Regions from separate parts of the Homo sapiens genome. Here region 1 is linked to region 2. A link is a loop called in an ENCODE intact Hi-C map of the cell type or tissue named here. Cell type or tissue: thyroid gland. All regions are shown on one strand. Each heading gives the region's core, and the rest is flanking DNA. Links, peaks and the distances in the headings are about the cores only. Region 1 has its middle 59 kb from the start of RAPGEF1. Region 2 has its middle 28 kb from the start of NTNG2.

Region 1 (4,385 bases), core at 280-4,279, 340 kb after region 2:
TCCTGAAAATTCCAGAGCCCCAGCCCCACATGTTCCTCATGTCTCTGCAGGAGTCTGAGCGGTGTTCTGGACACTCCAGGGTCTTTCTAAAAGCATAGAAGCTGGTGCCATCTATTGGCTGGGCCCCCAGGATGGGGCTGAGCCACAGAGCCCTTTTCTAATTCTCTCTCTAAAAGCTTCTATCACAGACTGACTGTGCCAGTGTGTGTTTTATTTATGACTGTCTAATCCAGTACTCATCATAACGCAGGGTGCACAGCAGGCAGTGGGTGTCAATAAGTGTTTGTAGAAATTAATGTAATTTGTAAGTAATGAGAATGTTCTTAGAGGCAGAAAAATAATGCAGTGCTCTCTGCTCTGTACTGATTTTAAAAAAAAAAATCTTCCTATCCCCAATTCTTCTAGCGCTGGTTCTTTAGGCGTACAGCCTCAACATAAGTAAACAGCAGAGCGGGACTGGTTTCAGAATGTGTGTTGCCATTATGGGTCACTGCTATGAATCAGATGGACTGCTGGTTAAGAACTAGACCCTGAGGTCAGGCAGACCTTTGCTTGAACCCTAGCCCTCATGCATGTATGGCTTTAGGCAAGTTACCTCGTCCCTCTGAGCCTCCTATTATAATGGTGGTAATCATAGGATCTGCTTTCACAGAGTTACCATGGGTTTTCAGTGAGATAAAGCACAGGAAGTGCAGCACAGCCCCAACACAGCCTTAGTGCTCATTCACAGTGGCTGATGCCACTGCTGCTGATGTTGATATTCATGCAGAATTCAGGCTTGGCTCTGCTGGAAGGAGGTAAAAGAAGCAAGAACTGGGTCCCCTGAGAGCTCACAACTGAGTGGGGAGAAAGAGAGCACTTATGGAGAATATCTTGAAAAGCAGCGCTTGCTAAACTTGGCTCCAAGTTCAGTAGGTGGTCAGAGGAGCAAGAAGGCAGAGTGGGCTGAAGTGGTCAAGGGAGGCTTCCTGGAAGAGGAGAATCTGGAGACAGGCTCTAAAGGATGGGTCAGATGAGATGATGGAAAGTAGGAAGGGCAAAAGGCCTGGAGCTGGAAGGAGCAGTGGGCAGTGACCTGCAGAGAGGTTCCAGACAAGAGGAATGAGGGTGGGTGCACATCACAAATTTGGAGACACAAGATTGATTTGACTTTTGCCATAATGATGGCATTGGGGCCAGGTGCAGTGGCTCATACCTGTAATCTCAGCATCTTGAGAGGCCAAGGCAGGAGGACTGCTTGAGCCCAGGGGTTCATGACTAGCCAGGAAAACATAAGGAGACCCCATCTCTACAAAAAAAAAATTAGCTGGGCATGATGGTACATGCCTGTGCCCCAGCTACACAGGAGGCTGAGGCAGAGGGATCACATGAGCCTAGGAAGTTGAGGCTACAGTGAGCGGTGATCGTGCCACTGCACTCCAGCCTGAGTGAGAGCAAGAGTCTGTCAAAAAAAAAAAAATAGAATGAGTTAACAAATTGTGGTAGTTATGTATAGTTCATGTGATGGAATACTACACAGCAATGAAAAAAGGATGGCATTCGGAGCATGTTGGTGGGAGAGATGCCGATGTTTCCCTCATGAGGGAATTAGTGTTTGGTGACTGCAATAATGTGAAAACAAAAGTGCTTCCTCCAGTCTGGCAGTGATTGTCTGACGAATAACCTTTTGTGCAGGCCTCACCTCTCACTCTCTGCCTCCCTTTCCACTGCTTCTTTCCTTTCTGGACTCAGAATTCCTGAAGGAGTGGGACAGGCTTCCGCTGAGCACAGGCACTGAAAGGACAGCTGCCCTCACCAGTGGTTGTGCTTCAGCACCACGGACAGCTCCCCAGACACTCGCCACACCCTTAGGCTCAAAGTGCCAGTGACTTCCAGGGCCCCATAAAAGCACCTGCTAACCCACCCCCAGGAGCTGGCTGCTGCTCTCCCACCATGCCCACTCTCCAACCTCCTATGACTTTTTTTGTATCTTTTACTTCTCAAAGCTGAATTCTGTGTTCTAAGACATCAGCTGATACACTTGTCTCATTCATTTCAGTTTGTTGAGGATCCCGTCTGTGCCAGGCACCATGTTTATCCACTCATGGAAGTGGGCTATAGAGGACCTCTCTGGTTGCCACTAAAATCCATTGTGTCCAAGGTCTCCTGGACCCCCTGGGTGCCTTTGCCAGAGAAGTGACTCCGAAGAAGTGAAGGTAGGCACCTGGGGAGCCAGTCAGTGGGCAGCTGCACTATCCCAGTGCCCCCAACTCACTCGTTATTGCTAAAATAGCTGCTGTTGAGGGCACAGGGATGTTGCAGCAGCCACGGAAGCAGGCTGTGATGTAATGATTGCACTGAAACTACACACCCCCCTGCAAGGCGGTGCTGTGGCTATCAACACTTGACAAGTCAGCCCAGAGGGATGAGGCCACATTCCTCAAGCCACACAGCTGAGAAGACACAGAGCAGGACTGCCTGTGTTTCTGACTCCAGACCCCTCACTCCTTTTTCCCCTCCCTCTCTCTAGGCTCAACCACAGAGGGTCCTATTAAATTGAATTGCCATTTTCATGGGTCAGCAAATGGCTGAATATCAGAAGTGTCATGCGCCTCCACCTAGTATTTTCTCCACTGAGAGCATCTCTTCCCTTGCCAGGAATGTGCTACTTCCCACGGCTTCCAGGCCACTGGGTCTGGGCAGGGGTGACCTTCTCCACCCTGGGCAGGCTGGGAAGAGCTTCTCCTCTAGGGGAACTGCCTGCCCAGAGGTGGCCCCACTGAAGCAGCCCAGACTGTGACCCTTGCAGCAGCTAATGAACACAGGTCACAAAGAGAAAAGCAGCTTTGTGAAATAATCCTTGCTCTGGGAGGCTGCCTGGCGAGAGCTGGCGGCTTCATCAGAATGTTTATGGAGGGGAATTAATCAGGAAACTCGGTGGAGTCGCCTGTGGTGGGGAAGACTGAGGAAGGCGGCGGAGCTTGGGAGGGAGGGTGTTCCATCTGAGTAATCAATGCTGGAAATTATTCTGTGAATATCAATGGTCTAAACATGGCGTCAAGGCTGGAGGGCACCAGAAAACAAGAAAGGGCAGACTGATTGAGTCCTGCATGGCCCAATAACTGCCCAGCCTCTGCAGCTGCAAAGAAGGAAGGCTGTTGCCCTTCATTCACTCACCCACTCATTGATTCTTCCTTTCAATCAGGAGCCAGGCAGGCCCTCCAATAGGCAGGAACTTTGCTGGTTGCTGGGACCAGTGCAGTAGTCACAAGACAGACATGACCCTGCCTTCCTGGACTAGATTGCAAAGACATTTAGAATCAAACTCAGGGATTTTGAGCCTTTTTATAACTTTCCAAGTTCCTCTACCCTCTCTGACCTCTGTGCATAATCATTATTGTTTATTGAGCCTTACTGAGAGCCAGGCATGGTGCCATTCTCTCAGTAAATCCTGACAATCCATGTTTGGAGTAGACATCATTATTCTGAAGTTACAAATGTGGAATAAGGCTCAGAGAGGTCAAGGAACTTGCCCAAGGTCCCTGAGTTAGCCAGTGGCCATATGGATCTCAAACCCAGGTCAGTCTGAGTGCAGAGCCTACTCTCTTAGCCACTCTGACATACTGTTTCTCAAACGGAGTGCAACTTGTATATGCTTTGACCCGACTCTCCAATTGCCCTGGCTTCCCCATCCTCCCCACTTCCAGCTCACAGCCCTAATGCCTGTTCCTCTTGATTCTCCTTAATCCCTCATGCCTCTTATTCGCTTTGCGGCTGGAGGATAATTAGGCAAAATGAAACTATTTAAGGAAAACTGGAGTTCTTTGCAGACACTGAGAGGAAACCTCTGAAGGCTAAGCTTGTGGGAGTGACTCCAGCTGACGGCACCTCGTCCTTGGCATCTCAGGGCTCCTACCCATGCCTTCCCTATACTGTCCTGAGAATTGGCCCTAAGTTTCAGATCCATGCTACGGGCAGGGAACACAGTGCAAGGGGACAGGAAGAGTGCTGAGGATGTGATGTGGTCACACCGTGTCCTTCAGAGAGGCCCTTGGTCTCCTCTGAGTCTTTTTCTTTTTTTGAGAGAGAGTCTCACCCTTTCGCCCAGGCTGTAGTACAGTGGTGCGATCTTGGCTCACTGCAACCTCCACCTCCTGGATTCAAGCAATTCTCCTGCCTGAGCCTCCCGAGTAGCTGGGACTACAAATGCATGCCACCACGCCTGGTTAATTTTTGTATTTTTAGTAGAGGCGGGGTTTCATCATGTTGACCAGGCTGATCTCAAACTCCTGACCTCAGGTAATCTGCTCATCTCAGCTTCCCAAAGTGCTGAGATTACAGGTGTGAACCACCCACCGTGCCTGGCCTCCTCTGAGTCTTGTTCTCCCCAGTTGTTAACACAGGCA
Region 2 (4,385 bases), core at 196-4,195:
TCGGCAGTTGGCCATCCTTTGTGACAGGCAGTGGCTCAGCTCTCAGCCCCCAGCTAGCACTGTGGCTTGCTTGTCCCCTCGTTCCCCCTTAGAGGAGCGCCGCTCTCAGCTCTTCCACTCTCTGGTGTTGTTCAGCTGAGGGAAGGAGGCCTGAAGCAGCGATGGCCCAGAATAATGGGGGCTGGAGGAGGGGCGGCCGGCAGCGAGCACGCAAGAATCCCATTAAGGAACAAAGCTGATCAATACTCACAGCAGCCAGGCAGGTTTAAAAGCCTCTCCATGCAGCCTGCTCCCTGTCAAGGCAGGAGGAGAGGCAGGAGAGCTATCTGGACCCTTCCCTCAGAAGCACCCACTTGGGCAGGGGAGGGAGCCGCAGCCCGCAGGGTGTGCTGCCGGAGCAGGGTTGGTGGACCCCAGGGGATCTGGGGACTCCAGCCGGTCCATGGGAGCCCATCCTAGGCACTTCACAGTCCTGCGCCAGAGGGGCCTTGACATCAGGGTCCTCCCTCCTGCTTTACAGTTGGGGATACTGAGACGTAACAAGGGAAAGGACTTTCCTGAGGTCATGTGGCTGGAAGTTTCCAGGCCTCTGCCTCCAGGTGTAGGTGACTTTCCACTTTAAGGTCTATGAACATGACCATCCCTCTCTCTTTTTACTATGGATGATACCAGTGATCTTAAAACCTACAATGGGCTGGGTGCGGTGGCTCACGCCTATAATCCCAGCACTTTGGGAGGCCAAGGCGGGCAGATCACTTGAGCTCAGGAGTTCGAGACCAGCCTGGCCAACATGGTGAAACCCAGTCTGTACTAAAAATACAAAAACTAGCTGGGTGTGGTGGTGGGTGCCTGTAACCCCAGCTACTCAGGATGCTGACATGGGGGAATTGCTTGAACCTGGGAGGCGGAGGTTGCAGTCAGCCGAGATTGTGCCACTACACTCCAGCCTGGGCAACAAAGCAAGAGGGTCTCAGAAAAAAAAAAAAAATTCTACAACAAATTGATGAAGACCTGCTTGAATTGGCTGTGTGCTCAGGCTGGGCCGAGATCGTGCCACTGGACTCCAGCATGGGCAACAGACAAAGACAGGCTCTGTCTCAAAAAAAAAAAAAAAAAAATCAGCTTTGTTGGCGACAAACAGATACCACAAGCCTTGGTGAGAACAGTATGATGTCATAAGCTCCAAACAAAAGTCTACAAGGATCTGGCTAAGGGGGCCATTCTGGCTCCCTCTCAAACCTGTCCCAAAGTTGAAGTGGCATGTTGGTAAAAGGTTTTTTGTTGTTGTTTTTGTTTTCTGAGACAGGGTCTTGCTCCATCACCTAGGCTGGAATGCAGTGGCATGATTTCAGCTCACCGCAACCTCTGCATCCTGGGTTCAAGCAATTCTTGTGCCTTAGCCTCCCAAGTAGCTGAGATTATAGGTATGCACCACCACACCCAGTGAATTTTTTGTAGCGACAGGGTTTTGCCATGTTACCCAGGCTGGTCTTGAACTCTTGGGCTTAAGTGATCTGCCCCCACCTCGGCCTCCTAAAATGCTGGGATTATAGGCATGAACCATGATGCCCAGCTGTAATTTAATTTTTAATAATGGTTGTGTTTAATGATTATATTAGTCTAGATTCTCCAGAGAGACAGAACCAATAGGGTATATACAGAGATCTGAGAGGGGGTTATTCAGGAAAACTGGTGCACGTGATTATGGAGGCTGAGAAGTCCCATGATATGCCATCTGCAAGCTAGAGACCCAGGGAGGCTGGGCTCAGTCCAAGTCTGAAAGCCTCAGAACCAGAGAAGCCAATGGTGTAACTCTTAGTTCAAGGACAAAGTCTTGAGAACCCAGGGGGGCTGCTGGTGCAAGTCTTAGAGTCCAAAGGCCAGAGAACCTGGAGTTTGATGTCCAAGGACAAGAGAAGAAGGGTGTCCCAGCTCCAGAAGAGAGAATGAATTCAGCTTTATTCTGCCTTTTTGTTCTACCTGGGCTTTCGGCTGATTGGATGGTGCCCACCCACATTGGATGAAGATGGGTCTCCCTTACTCAGTCCATGGCTTCAAATGCCAGTCTCTTCTGGAAACACCCTCACAGGCATATCCAGCAACAGTGCTTTACCAGCTATCTGGGTATCCCTTAATCCAGTCAAAACACCTAAACACCTAAAATTAGCCATCACAATAATCATCTCACCAAATTCTTTAAAATGTAACGATTGGCTCTCTCAAGCCACTATGACCTGGCTTCAGTACAGTGCTGACCCAACCCTCAGCTATGACCTAGCTTCAGTACAGTGCCAACTCAACCCTCAGCTATGACCTAGCTTCAGTACAGTGCCGATCCAACCCTCAGCTATGACCTAGCTTCAGTACAGTGCCGACCCAACCCTCAGCTATGACCTAGCTTCAGTACAGTGCCAACTCAACCCTCAGCTATGACCTAGCTTCAGTACAGTGCCGACTCAACCCTCAGCTATGACCTAGCTTCAGTGCAGTGCCGACCCAACCCTTAGCCACTGAAACTGGGGAGTCAAGTCTTTCCTTTCAGAGGAAGAGCTCAGGTTATAGGCATCAATGGCCCTGGAAAGAAAAACACGCTGATTCCCCCAAAGTAGACTTGAATGATAAGGGTACAACAAGAGCAGAATGCCTTGGGAAAGGAGGGGCTGGTGTGTTAGTGGGAGGGAAGAGGCAGCTCTGGAGATAAAAATTCTCTTCTTCCCAATCCCATCTCCAATTAGAGTACCCGTGGACAATTTGGAACTAAAATATCTGCCAACAGACCACTGATTTTCCTGCCAAATTTCCACCCGAAACTACCAATGTTATCCTTGACCCATGCTATTAAGGCTGCATAACAAACTGCCCCATGGCCTAGTGCCTTAAACAGCATCGGAGTCTTATTGCTGTCTCTCACAGGGTGGAGGCTAACTGGGCTCAGCCGGGAGGTTCTTGCTTTGGGTTGAGAAGGATCTTCCTGGAGCTTAAGCATCTCACAAAGGTCTTGCAGTCTTTACAGCCAGCCTAGCCTGGACAGCACCAAACACAGCCCTTCTCAAGACCACCTGAGAGCTGGTGATGGTGGGAACCCCTGCATTTTTGCTGCGAGACACTTCCAAGTTGCTGAACCCAAGAGCTTCACTTGGCATTTGACCATCTTTCTGTTCACTCCCTTTGGTGTCTGACACTACATTCCTAGACACTACCAGCCTTGCTGGCCACTCCCTCCCTCTCCCCTCCTTATGACACCTTGGGAGCCTTTCTGCTGCGTCCTGGCCCTGTTCCCCGCTCTGGTTCTATGCCCAACCCTTTTCTCCCTTAACCCCATCTCAGGGACTCCCCGAGTCTATGCTTGACCTTCAGAACTGTTCCCAGCCCAACCCCTCCCTTGGCGTAAGCTTCCAGCTGGGCCCTTCCATCTGGCCCCGAATGCAGCCACTAGCCTTCCCCCTATCCTCAACCTCATCTCCTCACTTCTTTTGTCAGCTCTGTTAATTCTCCATCACTGAAGGCCCCAAGCTTAGACCTGATTCAGTCTGATTTGGTGGCTCCTGACCTTCCTCTAGCACCTCCAGAAGGAACTTGGCTTTGCTGACACCTTAATTTTAGTTCACAGAGACTGATCTTGGACTTGTGACCTTCAGAACTGTAAGACAATAAATGTGTGTTGATTTTTTTGTTTTGTTTTGTTTTGAGATGGAGTCTTGCTCTATCACCCAGGCTGGAGTGCAGTGGTGCAATCACTGCAACCTCCGCCTCCTGGGTTCAAATGATTCTCGTGACTCAGTTTCCCAAGTAACTGGGATTACAGGCAAGCCCCACCACGCTCGGCTAATTTTTGTATTTTTAGTAGAGACAGGGTTTCACCATGTTGGCCAGGCTGATCTCGAACTGCTGACCTCAGGTGTTCCACCCGCCTCGGCCTCCCAAAGTGCTGGGATTACAGGCGTGAGCCACCGCACCTGGCCAATGTGTGTTGTTTCAAGCCACTAAGTGTATGGGGTAGTTTGCTACCCCATAACAAACTATAGTGGCAACAGGAAACGAATACACAGGCGCAGAGTAGATGCTCCGTAGGAGCTGGTTTCCATCTCTTGCTCCTGGAATGATCCACTTGAAGCTCCACCTGATTCTTGTCACTTCCAGTCTGGGCTCACCCATCCCCGTCCCTCACCCCTCCATTGGCTTCAGAAACAAAAGGAAACCCTGCAGCCTGGGGCCCTCATCTGCCCCTCTACCTTGTCTCATGGGCGGAGGCTTTGCTTAAGCACATAGCCCTGTGGCGCCCACCCTGCTTCCTGCACACTTGCCTCTGCTGTTCCCTGTGCTGTTCCCTTCACTCCACATCCCCTCCCTCCTCTCCACGTGCCCCCATTCTACGGGGGTCATGT

Evidence for each region. Hi-C counts contacts between places; a loop is a spot of excess contacts. Peaks named below come from ENCODE experiments on the same cell type or tissue, not always from the same donor. Only the 100,000 strongest peaks of a DNase experiment are listed, where the experiment ranks them.
Region 1: it touches region 2 in a loop (1.9-fold over the local background); 1 of 110 quality-filtered maps calls a loop at or near these places.

Annotation. Positions count from the first base shown.
Region 1 is chr9:131,796,815-131,801,199 of GRCh38, reverse strand. No RefSeq gene overlaps it. Among named protein-coding and RNA genes, the nearest start is that of RAPGEF1, 59 kb to the right of the region's middle. RefSeq lists a silencer at 1,688-1,878. In thyroid gland, for the core only: no CTCF peak of the experiment used is centred there; a DNase peak (open chromatin) is centred at 1,816.
Region 2 is chr9:132,132,356-132,136,740 of GRCh38, reverse strand. No RefSeq gene overlaps it. Among named protein-coding and RNA genes, the nearest start is that of NTNG2, 28 kb to the left of the region's middle. RefSeq lists an enhancer at 1-189. In thyroid gland, for the core only: no CTCF peak of the experiment used is centred there; no DNase peak of the experiment used is centred there.